Linked DNA regions of Mus musculus: all the other regions are linked to region 2. The links are chromatin loops, found by intact Hi-C in ENCODE. Cell type or tissue: gastrocnemius. All regions are shown on one strand.

Evidence for each region. Hi-C counts contacts between places; a loop is a spot of excess contacts. Peaks named below come from ENCODE experiments on the same cell type or tissue, not always from the same donor. Only the 100,000 strongest peaks of a DNase experiment are listed, where the experiment ranks them.
Region 1: a loop joins it to region 2, with 5 times the contacts of the local background. A loop is called at or near these places in 20 of 42 quality-filtered maps.
Region 3: it touches region 2 in a loop (3-fold over the local background); 18 of 42 quality-filtered maps call a loop at or near these places.

Annotation. Positions count from the first base shown.
Region 1 is chr17:86,489,917-86,497,916 of GRCm38, forward strand. It overlaps Prkce (protein kinase C, epsilon), which reads left to right. Exons shown (of 15, transcript NM_011104.3): 8 at 835-931; 9 at 3,305-3,504; 10 at 6,022-6,195. Among named protein-coding and RNA genes, the nearest start is that of Gm30284, 49 kb to the left of the region's middle. In gastrocnemius, CTCF peaks have their summits at 5,262 (motif pointing left) and 6,679 (motif pointing right); a DNase peak (open chromatin) is centred at 6,686; H3K27ac peaks cover 527 bases.
Region 2 is chr17:86,807,498-86,815,497 of GRCm38, forward strand. It overlaps Epas1 (endothelial PAS domain protein 1), which reads left to right. Exons shown (of 16, transcript NM_010137.3): 5 at 1,861-1,979; 6 at 2,087-2,292. Among named protein-coding and RNA genes, the nearest start is that of Epas1, 58 kb to the left of the region's middle. In gastrocnemius, a CTCF peak has its summit at 4,826 (motif pointing left); a DNase peak (open chromatin) is centred at 4,669; H3K27ac peaks cover 886 bases.
Region 3 is chr17:86,480,453-86,488,452 of GRCm38, forward strand. Prkce (protein kinase C, epsilon) reads left to right here. Exons shown (of 15, transcript NM_011104.3): 6 at 1,668-1,797; 7 at 7,708-7,850. Among named protein-coding and RNA genes, the nearest start is that of Gm30284, 39 kb to the left of the region's middle. In gastrocnemius, a CTCF peak has its summit at 4,045 (motif pointing right); DNase peaks (open chromatin) are centred at 4,059 and 4,628.

The DNA.
Region 1 (8,000 bases), 320 kb before region 2:
ACATTTGGAAACTTAAGTTTGTGGACTCATGATGAGAAAGGACCGGCTGGAAAATGTAAGAACGGGTAGAGAAAGCTCCCAGGAGTTATCACCCAGCGATCTCCACTGAGTGACAGCTCTGAGAGGAAGCTTCAGTTGTATGATCTGACAGAGAGGGGAGAGACATAGCCTTGGTCAGAAGCTAGACGGTCTTTGCAGGAGTCTCAGACCTTTTGCTAGAAAAGACCCTTGGGAAGACTAAGAGCAGAGGGAGCCGGAATTCTTGTGAACTCTAGATCCATACTGGCACTTAAGCTGGACCTGCCAGCGGTATCCCAGGGGACAAATGTGACTGAGAATCTTCCACTAAAATGTGCTAATGGGTTTAAATGACATCTAAAAATATTAATGAGCGTCTGCTATGCCAGCTACAAGAAGCAGTGAAAGTACTGGAAAGTCTGTCTAAGGAGAGAACCCCACACAATATAACCTGCAGGTGCTGTCATTGATATAAAGGTGAATAAGACCATGAATAAATACCAAACAGAGTAGAGCTGGTCGAGACCTCATTGACTTGGAGAGAGAACTTGCACTATATAGATATTGTGGGGTTGGGAGTGAGGAGTGGGGAGAGGTGTGTGTGAGGTGTCACGGGAAGACTGGAGCAGAGCTTGGCTTTAGAGGCCATCTGTCTTGGGCAAGGATAAATATTTGAGGAGGCAGTGGAGATCTTTCGTTCTCCATCTGATGGGACACTGCTGCACTTCTGAGCTTCCGTACGGCGGTGTCTTAATGCTTTTGATAACTAACGCAGGCATTCTCCCTGACGATTCTCCCGCCCTCTGCTCTCTTTAGCTCGCTGCTGGTGCTGAGTCCCCACAGCCGGCTTCTGGAAACTCCCCATCTGAAGACGACCGATCCAAGTCAGCGCCCACCTCCCCTTGTGACCAGGGTGAGACTCTGAGATTTGCCTCTTACCAGTGACCCCTGTCACTTGCTGTTCAGTGCAGCCAGCAGTCCTACCAGCAGGTCCCCACACACTACTTCCTTGTTGATATGGCAGTAGTTGCTCTTGCAGGCTTACGAGGCTTTCTTGAGGGCGCCAAGCAGGAGTGCTCGCCTCTGTTCCCTCCAGCCTAGGGTTAGCGGGAGGCCCACATGTGTGGGATGCAGCCTTTGCTCACTGCGCCATCCTTCCGGCTGGACCTAGACATGTCCGTATACTTGCCTTCCAGCCCTCCCCATTAATGGTGGCACCCCAAGATCTGAGATTTGGCTGATTTAGGGATGATGTCTCTTCTCCTATTCATTTATGGAATCTGAGATGCTAGAACTAAACAGGGACTTCTGTCTGAACCCTCCCCTTCTGGTGACAAATGGGTCCCAACCATCCCCGGAGAGAGCTGCATGCTCCCACAAGGCGGAATGACTTCACCGTAGGGTGGCGCCCTTCCCTGTGGCCCTTTCTGAGGTGTTATTGCTAATATTTTACCCACATCAGCTCTATACCAGGTAATAGGCTAAGGAATGGGAGCTCAGCATTGAGAAATGCTTGTCCTGAGGCCCAGAACCAAGTTGGTGTCCAGGACTGGCCTGTGCCTCTCCTGAACAATGAGCTCCTCATTGGAGGTCATCGCTATGACACAGCGCTTCTTACTCAGGAGTGAGCAGGACCGTTTCAGTGGCCCTTCTCCAGTCTTGAGACTATAGATTAGTCACTCTCAGCTCCTCTTCCAGCCTCTTTCACTTGCTGTGTCTTTACTTCATTCCCAAAGAGATTCCATCCCTCCCTAAGTAATCAGCTTAGAGATCCTATCCTGGGCCAGTCAGACATTTTCAGCTTTCCCCCTTTTTCATACAGAATGTCCTGAAACCTCAAAGAGATGGGGTCCAATGATAACAGACCTAGATAGAGTGACATACCCCTGATTTTTAGGCCTGGCTCTTGCCTGGTGTGCTGTCTGCTGTGCCTCTTGGGCCTTTATTCAGACAGATGTGCCATCCAGGCAGGTCCCATGCTTCCCAGCCTCACAGGAGAACTAAAGGATATGTAACATATCACAAAACTGAGATGAGCGAGAAACTCTTTCTCCTCTTCTGTAAGAATTCAGAAAGCCATTTTCTTTGAGCTTTGGGGTCTTCAGACACCTGAGTTCTACCTTCCAAGATGCTCTTAACAACTGAGGCCTTCCCGGCGGGACAAAAGTCATATCTTGGAGTGAGTGAGCTACAGAACTTCTGAGTCTGTCATGCAGGGCTGTCTGCGGGCTTGGCTGTTGTCCTTCCACCCCGTTATGAGTTCACTCCAGATCCCCTGCGTGGGCCCTTAGGACTCGAGTCCTTCTGGAAAGGAAGCAGAGACCTTCCTCTCCAGAGGTGCTGCTCACTGATCTGTCTTCATTCCGAGGCATAGATACTCTGTCACCGTCTGTAACCCCTGTTACTCATGAGAGTCTTTTACAGTAGGATCATGTCAGGACACCCATACTACACAGATGAGTGCTCCTGTTGGCGAATGAATGTCTAACCATAAAAGACCTTCTTCATACAGAAAGGGTCAGAGGGCCACCCAGCACTGTCATCCAGGTAATTTAGGTCACATACTCCAGAAGGCCACAAGACTGTCTCGTAGTTGAGAAATTGTACTGCGGAATTCCTGACCCAGCAGAGATAAGTTTGTGGCATGCCATTGTGGGAAACTAATCTTTGTTAATGATAAGCCTGTGGCTCATTCTATTGGGTAGCTTCGTGTGGGGCAAGTGCTCAGCATAAAGCCAACCTCAAGGCTAAGTAAAGGCGTTTAGAAAAAACAAAGGCTTCCTAGATGTTGTTTTCAAGTTCTTTTGGTTCTAGTTCACAGCCCCCGCGAGTGAGTGAGTGAGTGAGTGAGTGAGTGAGTGAGTGAGTGAGTGATTCTGTCACCAGGAACGCCTGTGAGGGTGACTTCTGAGTGTTCTCATCTTCAAAGGAAAGTTGAAGGGAAGGGTGCCTTGTTGCCCCTGAGTCTGCAGAGATCCAGGGAAGGCATGTAGTCTCACCACACCGAAATTATGGACAAGGTTGCTAGGCCTTCAGAGGCCTTTGGTGGCAATGAGTCCCAACAGATCGGGAACTGTGTCTTCCTCGTCTTTGCAGATTGACGCCTTGTTGTACCTTAGGTACTGAAAGAAACATGTTAGACAGATGGAGGAACCTACAGGATGCCCCTGGGTCTGCCGCCGCCACGAAGAAATGAAGGATGATCATGGGTCCTGAAGGTTGAGTCTTAATGTAAATGGCTCATGAGGTGTGTCCTAATCCAGTTCCTTTTTACCTTTGGCCCTAGAACTAAAAGAACTTGAAAACAACATTCGGAAGGCCTTGTCATTTGACAACCGAGGAGAGGAGCACCGAGCGTCGTCGGCCACCGATGGCCAGCTGGCAAGCCCCGGAGAGAACGGGGAAGTCCGGCCAGGCCAGGCCAAGCGCTTGGGGCTGGATGAGTTCAACTTCATCAAGGTGTTGGGCAAAGGCAGCTTTGGCAAGGTCTGTGGGCATCACCGTAGGATTCAGTAGTTCTCACTTATCAAATGGGGAAAAGAGGCAAAGAGGGAGGGAGGGAGGGAGGGAGGGAGGGAGGGAGGGAGGGACCACACTGAGCAGTTTCATGTGTTAGCATGTCCCTTCTTCCCAACTGTCAACTCCATGTGCACATTTCTTCCTTTGTGCAGAGAGCCATGTGAAATCCCGCTTTCTCAGTAGGAAAACCTTAAGCATGAGCTCTGAGCGTCTGTCCTTGGTGGACTCCAGGTTCAGAGCAAACCTTGCTGTGTAGGACTCTGGAAGCTGAATGTCCTTAACTGATTTTCCTGGTGCTTGCTAACCATTCTGCTCTTCTTCTCCACGTGAGAGGAGAGCTGGATAATTGTGTAGTGGATCCGGGCCTTTGCCCTTGAGGGCATTTCCCCCAGATCTCTGCTGCACTCTATGCCTTGTGGGGCTGTGCCCACCAGTGATGGTCCTGGCAAAATGCAAAGAGCCCAGAAAAATGAGGGGCATTTCAGATATCTGTCTATCTGTCTCCTTGTCTGTCTTAATACCGTGCCTGGTGTAGCAGTTAGGTTCTCTCATTTGTGCTGGGCTCTGGGAAGCAGCCAGGAGTGAAAGGCCTAATTCACCATTCCAAGGCCATTCTGAGGGAAGGCTCCGTGAAGCCCTCAGGCACAGGGCCTGCCTCTGCAGGCACTCACCTGCCCTATCTGTCCCGAGATCACCTGGCAGGGAGGTTACTGAAATTTCCTCAGATGGCAACTGCTGAATCGATCACATTCTTTAAAAACTAGCTTAATAAGAAACAGACCCCAGGCCTCTGGTTTACGTGTGGCTCTGGCTTAGGCTATGAGCAGGGCTAGGTCTGAATCTGAGCAGGATTCTAGGGAACTGAGCATGCTCAGAACTCCCAGGTCTGCACGTAAGGTAGACAGGATAGGGGTCCTGAAGACTCTGAGCGCTTAGCTGGCTTCTTAGGCAAAATCACACCATCGCAAGCAGCTTGGAGCCCGTTTTACATAGGCTGTATTTTGTAGGTGACAGAATCCGCACCCTCTCAAGTTCCTTGGGTTATGTTCGGTTTACTTTGACGGCAACATTGGAATAGCATTCTTCAAAGTTCCCAGGAAGGAGAATGACCTGCAACTATTTGGAGATAAATGAAAACGCCAACTGATAGGCAAATGCCAAGAAAACAGACTCCCCATAAGCCCTCAGGGGAAGGAATTGTGTCTTTACCTGCAGCACTGTGGATAAAACTGTAAAGGCAAACACAGGGCACGATTAAGTACACACAGATAAAGAGGTTATGTTCAGTAAGAAAAGATAGCAGCAGCTTGTCATGAAGCAGGCAAGGGAGGGCCAGTGCGGAGAGCAAGAGGTTTGTCTTTATGTCTCTTATGTGTACCGACTTAGAAGTAACAACCCCAAATAACTAGACAGAGGAGAAAACTCTCCCACAAAGAGAATCGACTGGAAAATAAATCTCCCAGGAAGGTAGACTGCAAGTTGAAAGCAGAGTCAGGGTAATGTCTCCCGTTTGTCAAGGAAGAGGAAGCAAGCCAACAGAAGGGGAAGGTGAAAGCGGCCCCATGCTCAGAGACGCTATTCTCTGAAGTAGCCCTCTTAAAAACCAGGAAATGTGGGCTGCAGAGATGGCTCAGCAGTTAGGGGCACTGTCTGCTCTTCTAGAGGTCCTGAGCAACCACGTGGTGGCTCACAACCATCTGTAATGGGATCCGATGCCCTCTCCTGGTGTGTCTGAAGACATGTACTTATATAAGTAAATAAACAAGTCTTTTTTTAAAAATCGGGAAGTGTGTAAAATGTTCAACCCTTTAGTTCTAAAACTATCTATTTCAAGGATATAATGCCAAACAAAATTTTAAATTGTGTCCAAAAGCACTCAGCGCAACTTATATAGAACTTAATTGGGTATAACTTGTTTCTAATATGAAGGAGATAGCAGAATCAATTATAGTGTATTTACTTTGAACTGAGTACCAGCAATCATGATAGAGATGAAGACTTTATAGGAAAATACATATAACATATTGCTTCTTCTGAAAGTCTGTATGTGTGTGTGGTATGGTGGGGCACACCTAATATTTTAGCATTTGGATGAAACAGAAGTGTCATGAGTTCAAGACCAACATGGGCTACATAGTGGGAACTGTCAAAAGAAATGAAGAAAGAGGGAAAAGGCGAGAAGAGAAAGATACAAGGGAGAGATAGGAAGCACGCTACATTTGTTCTCTGATAATTACAGTATCACTAGTGGAGATGAAGATATGAATAATTAGCCCCTGTGCATTAAACTTCTCTTACCTGAGCACTGTGCCAGAGATTTAAAAAAAAAAAACCCCTTAGGTAGTTTCCCTAAACGTTTAAAATGTTAGCTTCCTAAACATCTTCATTAAAAATGAAAGAAAGAAACAATTGACACTTAGATATTTGACATCATTTGGTTCTGTGGGTGTGAAGACTGACCAGATGTGTTAAAACTGGTTGCAGGTCATGTTGGCGGAACTCAAAGGCAAAGATGAAGTCTACGCTGTGAAGGTCTTGAAGAAGGACGTTATCCTACAAGACGATGATGTGGACTGCACAATGACAGAGAAGAGGATTTTGGCTCTGGCTCGGAAACACCCTTATCTAACCCAACTCTATTGCTGCTTCCAGACCAAGGTATGCTTAAGAAGGGGCTGGCCAGCTGACCTCTTGGGTAGTATCGTGGCATCTAACACACAGAATCTAAGCTATCAGAAACCACTTTTGACCGTCTGCGTACCTCTCTCCAAGACTTAGTGTGGTGGAGTGGATTTTACCCTTGCAGAGATAGGCGTTCGATTGAACACCATATGTGTGTCTGTGCAGGGATGAAAGATCGATAGTGCACTTTCAGATTGTGGCAACTCAAAGCCAAATGGTCAACCCCAGTGTTGACTCATTGGAAAAACCAACAGATGCGGTGTAAACCCGGTTCCAGCTCTTTTCAATCAACAGTAAGATTGCTTCTAGGCTGCTTCAGCTCAAAAGAAGAAAAAAAAAAAAAGCAAAAGCTACCTTCATCCTTCTACCTTGTGTGATGTCATAGGAGATGTTGAATCTAAACAAATGCTTGGAATTCCACAGTGAAATCCAACCATATAAAAGTTACCTGGCTGCCAGCAGGTGGCAGTAAAGGATGAGTGTGTGTATGGACATTGTAGCACACACCCACACCCATCTGATTTGGTATTATTCTTACAGAAACAGCACATGTTCTTCATAAAAATTCTTATTTTATTTTCCTTTTTGGAAATGCGTATGGGAGAAAGTCTTCTAGGATGCATTGTGAATCTGTAGTATTTGTGTGCTTTAGAAGGCAATCCAGACTGGGTCCTAGACAGTGAAGGGTGACATGTATGTAGGTGCTCGTGTGTGTGTGTGTGTGTGTGTGTGTGTGTGTGTGTGTGTGTGTGTATGTGTGTGTATGTGTGTGCGCATGTGCACACGCATACATGTGTTCTATATGCTAGGTCCTGGTGAACAAGACCCCGTTCCTGCCATCAGAAACTTGACAGCCTCTTTGCTCCAGCCCCCACCCTTACCCCTGAGGCAGTTTCTGAGAACCCTGCTTGTCTGAGGAGCTTTAGGAATGGGAGACTCTGTGGCCTGAGCTCCCATCCAGTAGTCTCAGGTCACATTAGCTCACTGGAGTCCCGGAAGAGTCCTGCAGCGTACCAAGAAAGATTACCTTAGTTTAATCCACAGTTGCCCAATTATTTTGGTCCCGACTCTCCCCCATCAACCCACGCATGACATCAGTAAGCAACACTGATCTAGGAAAGTTTTCCTCTCCTTCTGATGGCATCAGAAATGAGAACCACCTGAAAGGGCCTGGCCACTCTGCGGCTTATTTTTCAGGAACACCAGGGTTGCTTTCTCTATGAAACTGTCCTCAGAGACCCTGCTTCATAAAAATCTGTTTCTTTTCTGAGAAGCCTCAGATTGGTGGCTAAGTCATTTCTCTTTCAAACTTGTGTTGTGTAACACCAAACAGATTAGTGTGAGTTCATGTTTGTGTACAAATGCAGAGTCCAGTGTGGCAGAACAAGTGCAGAGATGGGTTTGGCGTTGTTCTCCCACTACAGCTTGGCTACTGTGGTTTTGGTTTTGAGATGGGGCCCCATTCTGAAGTTCAGTTCATTACTAGCCTGGAACTCGGGACAGTCCTGCCTCCACCTATTAAGTCCTGGCATTATAGGCACGAGCCACCATATCTAACTCATTTAGAACTTAATTCAAGATCAAAGAGAAAAGTATCAGGTGTGATATGTCTTTATTGTCTGTGGTTCTTTTCACATGGGCTTACATTCAGTAGTTTTAAGTTTTGTCTTAAAAGCAATAACAACAAAACCACTTAGTCTACTTTTTTCTTTGTATCATTGAAAAAATTGTTTCAGAGAACCAACAGTTGTGTGTGTGTGTGCGCGCGCGTGTGTGGTGGG
Region 2 (8,000 bases):
CTAAGAATCTCACTCCTGTGCTGTTCAAAGTCTTTCTTTTCAAATCGATGGCAAAAGATGAGGCCAAATCTAGGATCTTTTTGCTTTTAGGTTTCTCTGACTCATAGCTGAGTGTCCTCCACTTATCTGAGGAAAACTCAGGTCTTTAGATTCATGAATGGGGATTTGAGATCAAGCAGACTCAGCCAATCAGCAAGTCCTTGCTGAAGGTTTCAGGCTGCATAGACTCATGGTCTAAAAGCAAGGGGTCCGTGTGGATTCCTGGAAGAAGAAAAGGTTGGGAGACGGGCTGTGGAATGCTTTGATGGTGAGTGGAAAGCCTCAAACTGGGTCCTGCAAACAGTCAAAGGCTGTTGAAGATGTTTAAGCTGAGGTGATACTATCAGATGTCAGAATGGGGAGACTCCAGTGATTAGCAAGTTAGGAGCCCACAATTACAACCCAGACTATTAATCACAAATGAATATTGAGCTCCCTCATTCCTAAATCCTGGGGGGGGCTCTCTCAGTACAGTTATAACTCATCATATACAAACTCCACCTAATAACTAAAATTATAAGAAGCCTAATTATGGGAGAGACAGTTTATAAGAACAACATTCAAGCTGTCACTTAATGGGTTCTGCAGAAGATGTTTAAATCCAGTTCAAGGATGCCAGTTCTTTTGATACACAGCTGTTTTAGACTGTGTCGGTCAAATCAATGTTCCTTAGAGGTGTGGGTGCAGAGGTTGGCAGCTTCTCTTAGAGCAGTGTGACTACTTGTTGGAAAGTTCTGAATTGCTCTGTGATGCTGGGCCTGTGGAGGCCAAGGATGAAGATGGCGGTGTAGCCACAGTTTAGACACCGTTGGACTCATGTTTTCTGTTCTGCATAACAAGAAGCAGAAAACCTGGACAGGCTTTGGAGATTTGTACTAAAGGAAAGAAGCCGTATGTTCCTTGTCTCGGTGATTTATTTAATCCTAAATGAAAGGTCATCTAATTGATCTTTATCAAGAACATCGTTAAGATAGACTTGTCTACCCAGTTCCAGTTAAAAACAAGGGGTGTGTGTGTGTGTGTGTGTGTGTGTGTGTGTGTGAGTGTGTATGTGTGAGTGTGTGAGTGTGTGTGTGTGTTCATTCCCCTCCCCTCCCCTCCTTGACATGTGTCACCTTAGGAGGAAACTGATGAATGGTACATTATCCAAAGCATAGTCATTCGAGGATTCAGGTAGGATATTGGTTGCTCACATTCCTGAGAGACAGGCTAGCGAGAGCAGAGAGGAGTGTCCAAGGATAATTCTAACTAGACAGACTTATGTCCTTGGAGCAACCATGGTCACTCTCAGGTTTCCTGCTAGAGACCCAAGGCCTGACTGGGGAGAGACATCTAAAACTGTGGTGTAGCCTCACAGCTCTCAGGTGACAAACAGGTACAGTGTGTAGCAAACATGGCACAGCTCCTGCCTTCCAGGCCTTCCTGCTCCTGGGAATGCAGTCACACAGGAGCTTCTACTCAGCCATCCTCCAAGAAATCTAACTTCTGCAGGGGAGCAGCTTTCTCCCAGGAGTCCCTCCACTGTGAGTCTCCACCAACCTGGTGTTAGCTCATAGTCCCTGGGTGGGACTGGCCATCACTAGAAGTTTTGTAAAAAACCTTCCTTGACATATTTCTGTCCTCTAGTTCTGACCACAATTGAGCCAGGACTCAAGGCACAGCAACAAAGGGACACCATTAGTATTTAAGCCATGAGGGCCTCTCTGCCCATGGCAGGCTACACGCACTCTACTACAAACCACAGGAGACACAAATACAAGTTGCCCAGAAACATTGTAATTTGGATTAATTTAACTGGCTCCCACGCCCTTCCCCACTCAGGCTCTGGTTTTGGGAAGAAGAGCAAAGACGTGTCCACCGAGCGTGACTTCTTCATGAGGATGAAGTGCACGGTCACCAACAGAGGCCGGACTGTCAACCTCAAGTCGGCCACCTGGAAGGTAGGATTCGTGGAGTCTCAAGAAAGAGCCAGGAGCAGGAGGTGCCTGAGGCCTCTCCCTCTTCTCGGCCGTCTCGGCCTTGTCTTACTTCTGTGCTTTGACCCCAGGTCCTGCACTGCACCGGGCAAGTGAGAGTCTACAACAACTGCCCCCCTCACAGTAGCCTCTGTGGCTCCAAGGAGCCCCTGCTGTCCTGCCTTATCATCATGTGTGAGCCAATCCAGCACCCATCCCACATGGACATCCCCCTGGACAGCAAGACTTTCCTGAGCCGCCACAGCATGGACATGAAGTTCACCTACTGTGACGACAGGTGGGGTGTTGGGACAGGGTGGGTCTTACCAGTGTGCATCTGTGAGAGTGTGACAGCGCAGGGACGGGACTAGGACATGGTGTGGGACTGCTGGCTGCAAGTTTGTAGAAGGTAGCCTCCTTCCATGTGAAGACTTTAAAATGAAGAGAGCTAGGTTAGACTCTAACCCTCAGTTCCAAAGCAACTGGACGTTCTCTTGGGAGTGGGGGGCACAGAAACAATAAAGACTGTGGACTTGGACTAGAGAACCTAGCAGAGTCATCTGTGGTCAGTGTAGGCTGCTGTTCTTACCTTCATTAAAGGGGAGACCACAGAGGGTGCACAGGAAGGCATGCTGTGTGGTTGTCAGTACATGCAAGGTTTGTATAGACTACACCACAGTTCCTATCCACTTGTGCTGCTGCTGTTGGGATGGAGATGTGGAGGACAACGGTGAGAACGAGTTGTGATGTGCAGTGGCTTGCACCAGGGTGAGGGAAGCCAGGTGAGAGGCTGCACTGGGCGTGCATGCCTAGCCTGAGTGAAAGGCATCACTCACTGTGCCTGACTACTTCACCCATCGTAAGCTCAGCTCTGCCGTGTCTCTCTGAGCAGAAGATAGATCGGAGGTACGCCCTCTGCAGTTTTCAGAGAGACCCCGAAAGTCCCGGTGCCAGATCCATGACACCGGCTTTGAGGTGCAGTGGCACTTGGGATGCTTGTGCAGAAACCCAGGAGTGGTCAGGGATGTGGGTGACAGGAGGGAGTTGCTCTGAAGCAGGAAAACCAAACCCTCACCTGCCATCTCCTGAAAGCAGAAAAGAGACTGTAAAAAGGAGCTGGCAGGTGAGGGAACTATCTCCCAGAAAGGTTCATTTGCTGTTAATTTCCATTCATTATTGTGGTTTGAGTGGGTTTCAGGTAAAAGGGCTAGCCTTGGGTTAAGGGCAGAAGGGGACAGTCACAAGAAATGGGCAGCCTAAAGGGACAAAGATGCCATGTGCACGCACACAGAGGTACCATGGTGACGTCCTTAGGTTGGCTCAGTACGGCGGGTGGGGTGGGGTTCATACTCACAGGAAGGATCCTGGGATTTAGAGATGTGGCTCGTCGTGCACAGGGAGATGCCGCTTAGGGTGGCTTAGGACACACAGTATTTTCAGCATACTCTTGCCTTCCAAGGAAGCTGATTGCATGGCCGGCCCAACGTGAATTCTGTTCTGCTAGGGAGCCGACTGCAGAGGGATGCAAACACAGAGTGCCCCACGGAGCGTTTAACCGATTAGCAGATTAGTTAACCAGGGTACAGATAGGACAGTTAGTGAAGGGGCTATTTTAAGTGTTTAATCCCTTGGTGTTATTTCTCGATTGCTTTGGGTTGGGGGAGAGGCTTGTTCTGTTTGCATGTGTTGAGATGTGGAGCAGTGTGTGTGTGTGTGTGTGTGTGTGTGTGTGTGTGTAAGAGGGGAAGGGAGAGAGAGAGAGAGAGAGAGAGAGAGAGAGAGAGAGAATACATACACTAACATGACCTTCTGAGAGATGTGCTCTAAATCCAGAGCCTACATGTGAGAGCCAGTGTAGAGCAGGGCTCCCCCATTTTACTCAGTGAATTATTTGGTTTGGTGACATCTGACACAAAGGGGATTGTGTCCCCTAACAGAAGCAGGGAAAGAATCTGAAGAGAGGAATTTTGAGTCCACAATCAGATTTGAGCGAGTTTGATACTTTCCTCTGATTATGCTTGTATGTGTGTGATATGTTTCTATATATGAATATATGTATATATGTATATGTATTTGATTATTAATTATGAGTCAGTGAATACTTTAAACCCTCCAATAGTGTCTGTCATTTTCATATATGTATAGGGCACAGTTATGGCTTAGACAGTATTGCTTATCTGAAAATCTTGGAACTAAACTCGTTTCTCATTTTCGAGTTTGGGGGAAATTTTGCGTAAACTGTCCTCAAGTGAATCTAGAAATTCAACATCCAAACTGCTCTAGAATCTGAAGTTTTTAAGTGTAATGTAGGCACACTTTGGGCATCAGATTTTCAGATGAAGAGTGCCCGCCTGTGGACTGCTGTGGCTCTGGCAACAGGAGTCTTCACTTGCTTGGCCAGGCAAAAGAAAAATCTCGTCTTCCTCTAGCCCCCACCCTCTCAAGGCTGGCCCATGATTTGCAGCAATCCTCCTGCCCCAGCATCCTGAGTGCTGAGGATGTCTTTATTGTCCGAGTAATTAATGTCCTCCTCTGCTGTGCACTCAAACATAAAAGTTGCAGTCTGTCTGTTTCCTAACATTCTTAGGGACTAATCCATGAGCTGTCACTGGGGAACAGCTGCCATAAACTGTTGTGTCACGGGGGAAAGAAACAAGTCCTGGTGCCTGAGGGTTTGGGCTTGAGATCCGAGCAGCTTAGTGAAACCACAGGGAATTTGTAGGACAGAACAGAACGTGCCATTCATCCTGGAGGAAGACCCAAGCCATTCTGAAATCCTTTAAAAGGGTTGGGTTTTTAAATTCACGTGAGATGCCATCTAGTGGCCAAATAGAATAACTGTGAAGGAAGCCAACTCATCAAGATGAGGTTTTCTTAGAAAAATCACATGTAATCTCAGTGTGATTTTGTGAGTCTTCTGTAACTTTGAAAGATGTATGAAAATTATAGTAAGCATTTAAAACTCATAAGTAAAACCATTTAAAGAATAAACCACACAAAAAGAATTTGAGAGCACCATGTTCCATCAAAACAATACAGGACATAGCCAAGAGTTAGGTTTGTAAGTTAGGAAGACTTGTGTATAATGCTCCTGCAGAGACCCCACCCCATACACATAATTACAGCTACCTGTAGCTCTACTTACAGGGACTTGGGCCTCTGGCCTCTGAGGGCACACGTACACGGGCACAAACACGTGCGCCTATATGCATACATGCACACACGTGTTATCACGCACACGTACTTAAATCTTTGGGGAAAAAGATGTATGGTGGATTCATTCAAAGAACTTAGGAACAGTAAGACAGCTTGAGTGAGAGAAGGCTTGAGGGCCATGGAAAGAATGTCCGTGAAGTCCTGGGCTGCTGAGATGGCTCAGCAAATAGAGGAACTTGCCGCCAAGCCTGGGAAACCGAGTTTGACCCCCAGAACCAGTATGGACAGAGCTGATTTGCTGACTTCACAAGTAGTCCTCTGACCACACACACACACACACACACACACACACTATGGCATGTACACTCACACAAATAAATGCATTTTTAAAGAGGAAATTATAAAGAACCATAAAGTGTGAGGCCAGGCGTGTGTGAAGACAGCTAGAAGGTGTGTCAAGTCCAAGAGTAAAGCAGACTGGTTTAAGCAAATTCGTTGTAAAATAATATGTTCCCTTTTGCACATTGGAGATGATTAATAAACTTTGCTGCTTTTTGTAATGGGTGGTATCGCCTTAATTTCAGGGTGATCTTTTGCAAGCACCGTGAATGTATTTTGGTCTCATATATAATTGATTCCAAGTGCTTTAGCAGGCCTGTACATTGCCTTTCTCCAGACATCTCAGTTAGGGGTTATCCAATGCTTCTTTAGATCCTGAAGTTAGACTCTAACGTGCTCTGCGTGTCCTTATGTCCGCTCAGCTGACAGTATTCTGGAATCAGCCCTAGCCATGTTTGAATGTGTAATAACAACTACTCACATGTTGTCCTGAAACACCTGGTCTGTTGGAAATGCTCTGCAGACTCCCTGTAGTTTATATCAGAGTTTATTGCATGATGGGGTTCCTACCACGGATTAGTCACTTCTCACATTCCTTCTCACTGTTGGGGGTTTTGTCGACGGAGCTGGTGGCATGCAGGATAGCACTGGTCCAGGCTACCTTCTGGTGTATAACTTCACCCTACCAACAACACATCTCACAGAGACCATAGATCCCATAGAGAACTGTTAACCATAGAGCTGGGGTATAGACTTCATATAACTGGGCAGTATTCGGGGTGTGTGTGCAAGACTTAAGGGCTGTTGCTTGAAGCAAGTCTGGCCCAGATAAAAATATATTAAAATGATTAGGTCTTGAAATCTGAGTAGTGAATAATCTAGATATCATTAAAGAAATGCACTGCCAGTGCTTATAAATATACAGAAAATAAAAACCAAGTGTCTGGGGGTCGTTAAAGCACACAAGGAAAGAGCCAGTGAGAATACACATTGATTAATGATAGCGTTCTTGGGAAGGCAAGTACGTGGCTAAAAAGTGCTCAGTACTTTCATCTTCACGCAGAGTTCAGATACTCCCTAGACACTGTGTTTACATGATTAACTCAGCAAACCCTGGGCCTCTGAAGGGAGGGAGCAGCGATAGAATTGGCACTAGGGGGCTGCAGCCTGGGAGGGATGGCATGTGGCTGATTCTGCTGTCTCTAGAGGGGACAGCATGCAGAAGACCATTTCCTTCCTGACCATTCCATATAACACACCTACACGTGTCTTTAACATGCCACACTTCATTCTGTGTGTGTTTGTATATACATGCGTATATGGGCTCCCTTGGTCTGCCTGCATGCTTCTGAAGGTCAGATATCAGCACTGGGTGTCTTCCTCTTCCATTCTCTACTTTGTTTTTTTGAGACAGGCTCTTGCAATGAGCTCAGAACTTACTGTTTTGGCTAAAGTAACTGATCAGCAAGCTCTTGGGATCTGCCTGCTATGCCACTGCCATCCACTGGCCCCACCCACTGGCTCCACCCACTGGCCCCACCCACTGGCCCCCAGCATTTGCCCCACCCACTGGCCCAGCACTGGGCTTGCAGACATCTTCTGCCATGCAGCAGGCTGAGGCTGGGGATCTGAACTCAGATCTTTATGCTTGGATAGTGAGCACTTTGAGCCATTTCCTCACTCGTGCTTGTAGACTATCTCCAGAACAAAGAGCAGTTGTGGACAGTGAATAAATCACCTCAGATTTTACCTTCACGCCTCACTCTGAAGGCCAAAGCCAGAGTCTGGTCTGACTTCAGAACAAAGATACCCTTCTTCCATTCATTGTCTGTTTCCTCTCTTTCTTCCTCTCCTGCCTCCTCATAGGCTTGCTCCGTCCTCTTTGGAGTCTCACTTCTTTATCTGCTTGTTATTAAAGCATGCACTCGGTCCCCAGCTTTGAAATCCGACAGATCTTTTTACGTTTCCCCCTCCTCTCGTGCAGTCTCGAGTTGACTTTTAAGTTTACGGGTGACCCCAAATGATTCTTCTTCCAGCGAGTCAAGGATCTCTAATTATGAAGAGCAAAGTGGTCCCTCTCCCCTGATGGAGAGCACGGATGGCACTCTTATCTGCCGCAGCCAGGGAAATGAGCAGGGAAGGCCCCGGGGGCCATAACAGCGAGTCTATAAACAAGTTCGGTTCCTTAACCTCCCTATGGCGTCGGTGTGCCTGCGGATGGGGGCAAACGGTCATTAGCTGTAACTTGGGGCTTCCTGGCTTTGTGAAGTCTTGAGAACCCGCATGGTCTGCGATTGTGTTCGGGCCGTGCGCATTTCCCAGTTTTTTACTGTAGTCTGTTTAAAGGAATGAAGAGGGAAACATTAAATATTTATTTTGGCTGACAAGATAACTGAAAGCTGCTAGCGGGAAGATAACTGGCAAGTCTGAAATCTGGGTTTGTTTGTCTTCTAGAACATGCCCATTGTGTGTCTTTGAAAGGATGATACGGTCATTAGGCAAAAACATCTT
Region 3 (8,000 bases), 330 kb before region 2:
CTCCCATGGGCATATCTACTTGTGAGTGTGCTGTCTTGGTGTTTGCTTCTCCATATGACTCTGGCGTGTTCTTGGATATGTTTCTCACCATCTCATTATCTTCTCACTGTTCTGACACCTGGGAATCTTTGTTGGTCCCAGCTGAGATCCGTACAGCTGTCTCCAACCCCGTTGGCCTCCTGATCACCTGGGTCAACTTTCCCTACCTCTTCACCTTGGTCTGCCACTCATACCTTTATTAAATTATTCCTGGTCAGTAAGTTTCTCTTCTCATATATGTCGACCGTATATGAGAACTGCAGGAATAGAGTAGACGGTGACCTCATCAGATCTGAGGAGTCAGAAAGGAACATGTGTGACGGACACACACAACACTCGTGTGCCATAAATCTAAGGTGGGTGGACACAATTCTTCTCAATAGCCCTGGGGAAACTTGTACTCTGACAGGACCCTAATGGATGGCCCATAGATGAGAGAGGAATAAGTAGCATTATGGCTACATGGGAGGACCAACCATTTCTAGGAGCTGGATAATGGGGGACACCATAGGCATGGCTTCATATCTACACCTAGATCAGTGTCTATGTCCAGCTCTCGTTGTCTCTGAGTCCGCCAAGGGGACCTTTCCATGCCACAGTCAGCTGATGATCTAAGGCACCCTACGCACTACCCCCTCCCTGGTTCCTGGGGTCAGAAGCACATCTTTCTTCCCAGACTTTCCTGCCCTGTCTCAGAAGGGCTGGTTCACGTGGCTGCCTCACCAGGTGGGCAGGGAGTTGCTCTCGGGAGGTTCTGAGGAGACTCGAGAAGGTGAACTGTGCTGACTGGTGACTCTCAGCTCTGTAGAAATCTTCAAGTCCCCTTCACTTCTCCATTAGTTTGCTGACCTCACTCTCCTATGACATCAGGTGGAGGCGAAAAACTGTCCTTATATTCCAAATGAGCGGTCTTGAGGTCCCAAGGAACCTGGAAACCCAAGGCTGGGCCACTGCCTGGACACTTGAGTTTCTGTTCAGTGTCCTCTCTGTCTATTCTGTCCCACACCTTTCTCCTTTTCACCAATGAGCAAGTAGCAGCAGAGTTCATTAGAACCCCGAGCTCTGAAATCGTACACATGGGCACGCGGGCCTGTCTTTGCATCTCTTGCATGTTTCTGAATCCCACAGTGCTTTCATTTCCTTGTCGGCGAAGTTGAGGAACCAGTAGCCCCACCCGCTATGGTGGTGGGAGAGTTTAAGGCAGTAGTGTCTAACTCAGTGTCCTGTGGCCATCGATCTATTAGCCATCTTCCTCCTCCATACTGTGCAGAATATATGTGCTACTTTGTGGGGTCTTGGGTTTCATCTTAAGCTGCTGGAAGCTTCTCTTTTCCAGGCTAGACCTCTGTGCAACAAAGCCATGTTGACGGCACCCAGTGATGCCTTGTGACCGACTTCAGTGTGAGGTGCTCATTGCTAATCGCCTGTTGTGATCATGTAGAGGCCTGAAGTCTGGGAGCAGACCTGGGAAGCAGCCTCATCTTGCCTGTGAATTAGGAAGGGAAAGCTGGGCCAGAGGAGTGGTTCCCTTCAGGGGCCTGCAGTGATTTGTGCCTTCAGAGAACCCAGGGAGCAGTGAGCTCCCCAGAGGAGCTGAGTGCTGACGGTGTGTCTTCCTGTTCCTGCAGGTGGGCTCCCAACGGTTCAGCGTCAACATGCCCCACAAGTTCGGGATCCACAACTACAAGGTCCCCACGTTCTGTGACCACTGTGGGTCCCTGCTCTGGGGCCTCTTGCGGCAGGGCTTGCAGTGTAAAGGTGAGTCTCTTCCCGACCCCTCAGCCCAGGATCCATTCCCCGCTCCCTTCATTTTCCCTTTTGCAAAAAAAGCATTCTGTCCTCGTAGCGTTTCTTTCTAGAGTGGGTTCCAGATTTGGCTGGGGAATTGGCCGCATACCCTTGATAAGCCATTGTCTCCTGACTGTTTTCCCGTTAAGACCTCTCTTGGAAGAAAGTGGCCAGGAGTGTGGAGGACACGTGACAAGGAAGACTTGGCTATGCCTCATAACGTGGCTGCAACCCGGGAGAAACAAAATGGAAGATGTAAAGAAAAGAGGCACTGGTCCGAGAGGGAGGGCATAGTTTTTGAAGATTAACGAAGGAGTAGGTATAAGCTCGTGGTCTTCTCTCTCCAGCCTTTGCTCGGAGTTGACTCTTGGAGAATGTCACACTAGGGCATTGTCACCCGTGATCTTACTGATCCTCCAGGGGCTGTGCATAGATGACTACATCCCCATGGCAGAAACTGAGGCTCAGAAATAAGGTAGCATGCTCACGCCCCAAGGCTTAGTCACAGAAATGGAGCCCCTATCTCGGGTTCCCCACTCTGCTCCTGCTACGCCATCTCCCACGTGTCTGTTCCAGTGAGCGTGCTGGGTAGCCCCAGGAATAGCACACCAACGTGACATGTGGAAACATATTCAAAGGGCCTCGCCGTGCATATGATCCAGTGTGCCCACAGTCTTAGACAACCGTGAGCAAAGTAAGATGTTTACATGGAGAGTGGTTTTAAATTAGGTTTTGTTTTCTGTCCTGATTATATGAATACATAATAACCATCTTTTAATAAATGCCATATAAGGAAATAAGCGGGGTATGGACACACTGATCACTGAAGGGATGTTGCCAAGACATTGTAAATCATGGTTGCTGTAAAAAATAAAGGAGAATAACAACGTTAAAGCAGGCGAGTTCACGGTCTGGAGTGACTAGACCAGCCATGAAGATAAGGGCACGCTCTGTGGAAGAGCAGCTGTGGGAGGAAGGCCAGGGCTGGGGACAAAATGGCAAATTTGACCTGGGGATGGGTTGTTTAGCTTGAGGGAGCCATCATGCTGCTGGCCATTCTTGCTGGGTCGGCTTAGCATTTCCAATGATTGGTAGGAGTAGCTGTAAAGAAGATGTTACCCTCAGCCTGGGGGTCGCAGGTGTGAGGAGAGGAGAGTCAAGGATGGACCGTTAGGGCCTGAGATGGTGATGCTCGAATAAGCTGCAAAGGTCACAGGTAGGAAGGACCACATGGGTAGGAGGGAAGCAGTAAAGATTGGTGGGAATACACCCCCACCCCCAAGCACTGTGTGAGAGCAGGGACAGTGGAAACCAGCAGTGAATATGCGTTTAAGATTTTATCCAAGTCCAGTGGTGGCACACGCCTTTAGTCCCTCAGGAGGCAGAGGCAGGCCCATCTCCGTGAACTCAAAGCCAGCCTAGATCTATAAAGCGAGTTCCATGACAGCCAGGGCTACACAGAGAAACGCCCCGTCTCTCTCTCTCTCTCTCTCTCTCTCTCTCTCTCTCTCTCTCTCTCTCTCTCTTTCTCTCTCTCTCTCTCTCTCTCTCTCTCTCTCTCTCTCTCTCTCTCTCTCTCACACACACACACACACACAACAGTTGCAGAGCATAATACAGACTGTGCAGGTCCCTGTGCCCAAATCCCAGACTGGTCTAGCATGGCCCTGCTGCTGCAGCCCCACCTGCACATTTTGGGTGCTCAGCTCAACAGGAATACAAGCTAGGTGACAGAGTGATAGTGGCTCTTTAAAACGAATAAGAGCCCCACCAAGGCAAAGTGACTTGTTTACTTGGGCATATTTTCATCTTTAAGAATCCAGTGCAAATGAATTGTTATCAGGCAGTTCAGGGCTGAGTGAGGTGCAGTTTGGTATTTCCTCATAGTCCTCTGTGTGTGTGTGTGTGTGTGTGTGTGTGTGTTGCTTCATGTGAATGTCACTCAGGTTTCATTAGGTCACAAATGGCACACTCACTTCATGTTTGGGTCTGTGGCTTCCTGGTGTCACCACAGCCTCCAGGAGCCTGTGCTCTCAATGGGTACCTCAGTCACCCACTACCCCTATGCCCAGCCAGCTTTGTCCCAGGACTAGGCTTCTCAAAGTCCTTTCTCTGCCGCTTCCTCAAGTTGTCTGAGGCAAAGTCCTCTTTAAAACCACCAGTTCACTAGCCTACCAAGCCAAATCCATCCTGGGGAAAGACAGATCTGACGTTTAAACACCAGAGGGCGCCCCAGTGAAACTGAACAGGCAAGTTAGTTGCTCTTGGGCAAGGGAGAGTTGTCCAGTATTGTTGGGCAGGCAGGACAGAGAGTTGGGTGTTGCTGATTTGCTGATGGGGGAGGGGTGGAAAGCCAAACAGAGGCAAAGTGTTTGCCTGGACTATGTGTTCTGCCTGAGCATGCTCAGACCTTCCTAGTGATACCTGGTCCAGACCCAGAAGGCTATGGTAGAGTTTTCTTGTTTGCTTGTGTAACTGAGAAAACTTCTCTTCCGCACATTCCCACACTGCCTTCATCCTGAGACATCCATTCAGCTGGAGCCTCTATGCTGTGCCCAGTCCAGACCAGTGGTCACACTCATGCGGCAAGAAGGAAGTCTGGCCTCGCCTACTTTGTTTGATACAAGCAGTTTCTTATTTGCTTTATTGACCATAGATTGTAGGGACGTTTGGGTCTCCTAGCAAAGCAGAGCAGAAATGTAGAGTCCCCCATAGATCCCTGTCCCCCACACATGCATAGACCCCACCATAAGTGTTCCACACCAGAGTGATCCACTGGTTAACACTGGTGGACCTGTGCCAACATGCTACCATCGTGCGAAGTCCGCAGTTTACATTGAGGCTTATGGTGGGCATCAGAAGACAGTTCTACAGTAACATGCATCTGGCAGTGTGGCATGGAAGGCAGTCCCCTGTGTCGGAGGATTATGAAAACAGCTGCCGAAAACATTCATGGGCAGGTTTTTGGTGTAGAAGTAAATTTTCAACTGATTTTAGTATAAGGAGAACCACCAGATGTATACTTGCTGGATTCTGTGGTAAAGAGAACTTTTTCAGGGTTAGCGGCACCTGAGTTGTCTAATAGCTAAAATGGCAGTGCTGTTCTTGCTCCACCCTTGAACTAGCAGTGAACGAGGGTTTTATATCTTACATCTTGACCAGTATTGGATTGGATATTTACAGTGTTTTAGATTTTGTGTGTTTTAATATTAATAGAATATTAATAGAATGGTGTAGTAGTATCATGCTCTCTCTCTCTCTCTCTCTCTCTCTCTCTCTCTCTCTCTCTCTCTCTTTTTCTCTCTCCCTCCCCCCTTCCTTCCTGGTGAACAAAACCAAACAGCTCTTTCTCACTTGACTTTGCATTTATAATCCAATTGATTTTGATGCATTTTTTAAATCTTATCCTTATCCTGGATGTAATTTGTACATTTTTCTAGTTTCTTAGACGCTTAGTTTCTAGCTGCTTAGGTGACTTAGGGACGTTTTCTTTCTAATACATTCACATTGTGTGCTATAAAGGTCCCTCTAAGCATGCTTTGGCTGCATCTCATCGAATTTGATAAAGCTGTCCCTTCCATATCAATCGGCTTTCCCCTGGGAGTCTCCCTTTGCCTTCCTCGTTAGTTGGCAGTATGTTGCCTGAGATTCTCCAGTTACCCTTCTGTTACCGACTTCTAGTTCCACACCGCTGTGGTCTGAAATCAGACATCCTGTAAATGCTGCACAATTATTTGGAATAAGATGTAGACGTACAGCTTTCACAGTCCTACAAAGAGACCTCCGCTGAACTGGAGCTCAGGCCTGGAGCAAGACTCCAGCCCAACTCCAGCCTGACTCCAGCCCGGTGTCTGCTTCTTGGAGTTCCCCATGTTTCCTTGGTGATTTTATTTCATGGAGCTTTTGCCACCATGATAACTCCAGCCTCAGACCCACTGTAGGCACGGCCTAGCCCTGGTTCTAAAGCCCGCTGACCATCTGGAAGCGCTGGACCATTCCTGACTTTACCGGCCTAGCACCCAACATACTTATAGCCCCAGATCTGGAGCACAGTAATAGAGGCCTCTATGGCAACCGCTGCTCATGAACAGCTACCCCTCGTACTGTAGCTCCTGGATCCAATTGCAACCATGTACGCCTCATCGGATGGTCTGTTGCAGGCTAGGATGTAAAGTCACAACAGTTCTAAAACAGTTTGATTTTTATGGCATTTTATGGTCCAGCATGTGGTGTGTACAAAGGGACATTTCTGTGTGCTGCAGACAGTGTGTGTCTTTCTGTTGGATGAAAGTCAGTGGACTCAGGTCTATCCATGTTATTGATATAGCTGCAGCATTTAACCATGACCTTGGGGATTTTCTGTCTTCAAGTCTTTTCCTGTCTGGTAGAGGAGTATTGACGTCTCTGAATCTAATAGTGAGGCCATCCAGTTTTGTTTTGTTTTGTTTTGTTTTTTTCTTTTTCTTTTTTTAATCAGGTACATTTTGACATTCTCTTGCTAGGTGCATACGCACCAGGGATTTTATCTCCTTGGTGAGCCAGCTCGTTTATCACTATACACTTCCCCTCTTTTAATACAATGGCTATGCTTGTTCTAAAACTATCTGTATCCGGTTAATATACTGTGATACAAAGAAGCAGATTCTCTCTAAAACCCTCAAGGAAGTGGCAGGAGATATGGCCAAGAGCTCCCTTGGATACTGGAAACTGCAAATATTAAACTTTATATGTGCCGTGTTTCTTCCTTTCTTATACATGTGTCAGAGTTGCAATTATAAATGTAGGTACAGTAAGAGGCTGATAACAATAACGAGCAATAGACCAGGACACTTGTAACAGTTGAGCTGTCGTGTGCTAGCATCACGTCCTTTGCAGTTTGGGGTCTTATGAGTAAAACAGTCACTGTCATCATACCCATGTGACAGTTTGGATTTTAAACATTGTCCACTGGCCCTTGTGTCAGAGGCTTGGGCCACAGTTTGGTTTGGAAAGTAGTGGAATCCTTGAAGTGACAGGTCTCCTTAAACTGTCCCCTCCATCCCCACCATCCAAGATGGAACCCAGGGCCCTATGCATTAGTAGGTAGGCAAGTAGTCTACCATTGAGCTATACCCTCAGAGTCTGTTAAAGATTATTAGCCCAGTTTGAAAGTTCCAACATCCTTGCTATGTCAGAGTCTAGATCCATTGCTCCATCTCCTCAAACTCTTTTATATGTTTTATATTTTTTCTTGATAACCAGATATGATCTTCTAGGCTAAAGGACTGGCAGTGAAAGCTCTGTGATGTCTTATAGGTAGCTTGTGTCTACGGAGTATAAACCCCTCCGGCAGAATGGGGTGATTAGAGTGGTTTTGTTAGGAGCTGATAAAACCCAGGAGTAAAGCTCAAGGAAGATATTTCTTCTCTGGCCTGTTTCAGGGCCGTTGGGTTTTCTCTGGCCCTGTTGGAAGCTGGCTGAGTGTCTCCTGTGATTACCAGGGGGGCTCCCTATATCATGTGACCCACAGCAGAGCAGTGGGTAGACCACATATATGGCATGCATCCATTTGGGCCTAGAATCATTTGGGTCCATGAAAATAATTTGGTTCTTGCAGAGGCAGTTTCCTGTTGGCCTAAAGGAAGTGTAAATGTGCCTGCTGCTTGTTCTTTGTGTGTGCAGGGAAAGCGGCAGAGAGAAACACCCAGAGCCACCTTCTGGACATTCTCTGCAAGGTGGCTGCTGGATGACAGTAGTTCTCTCTAATGGGATAGGCGGTGGTTTTATCTATTTTCATTTTTCTTCATTTTCCAACCTTTTCCAAGTGAGCCCATTCCTTCTGTAATTTGGTAAAGGTCATGTTTTGGGCGTGAGCATTGGCTGTCTATGTCTCCCTTACAGTCTGCAAAATGAATGTTCACCGGCGATGTGAGACCAATGTGGCTCCCAACTGTGGGGTAGACGCCAGAGGAATTGCCAAAGTGCTGGCTGACCTTGGTGTTACTCCAGACAAAATCACCAACAGTGGCCAAAGGAGGAAAAAGGTAAGGAAGCCACCGTGGATTATCCGGAGCTCTCTCCAGGCCTGCTTCTGAGGGCATCCCTAGGTGAGGGTGGGGGATTCCTGGGTTTAGGATCGGCACCTTACTCAAAATAGCAGGTGTTTGTAGAAAGAGGCCAGATAACACGAAAGG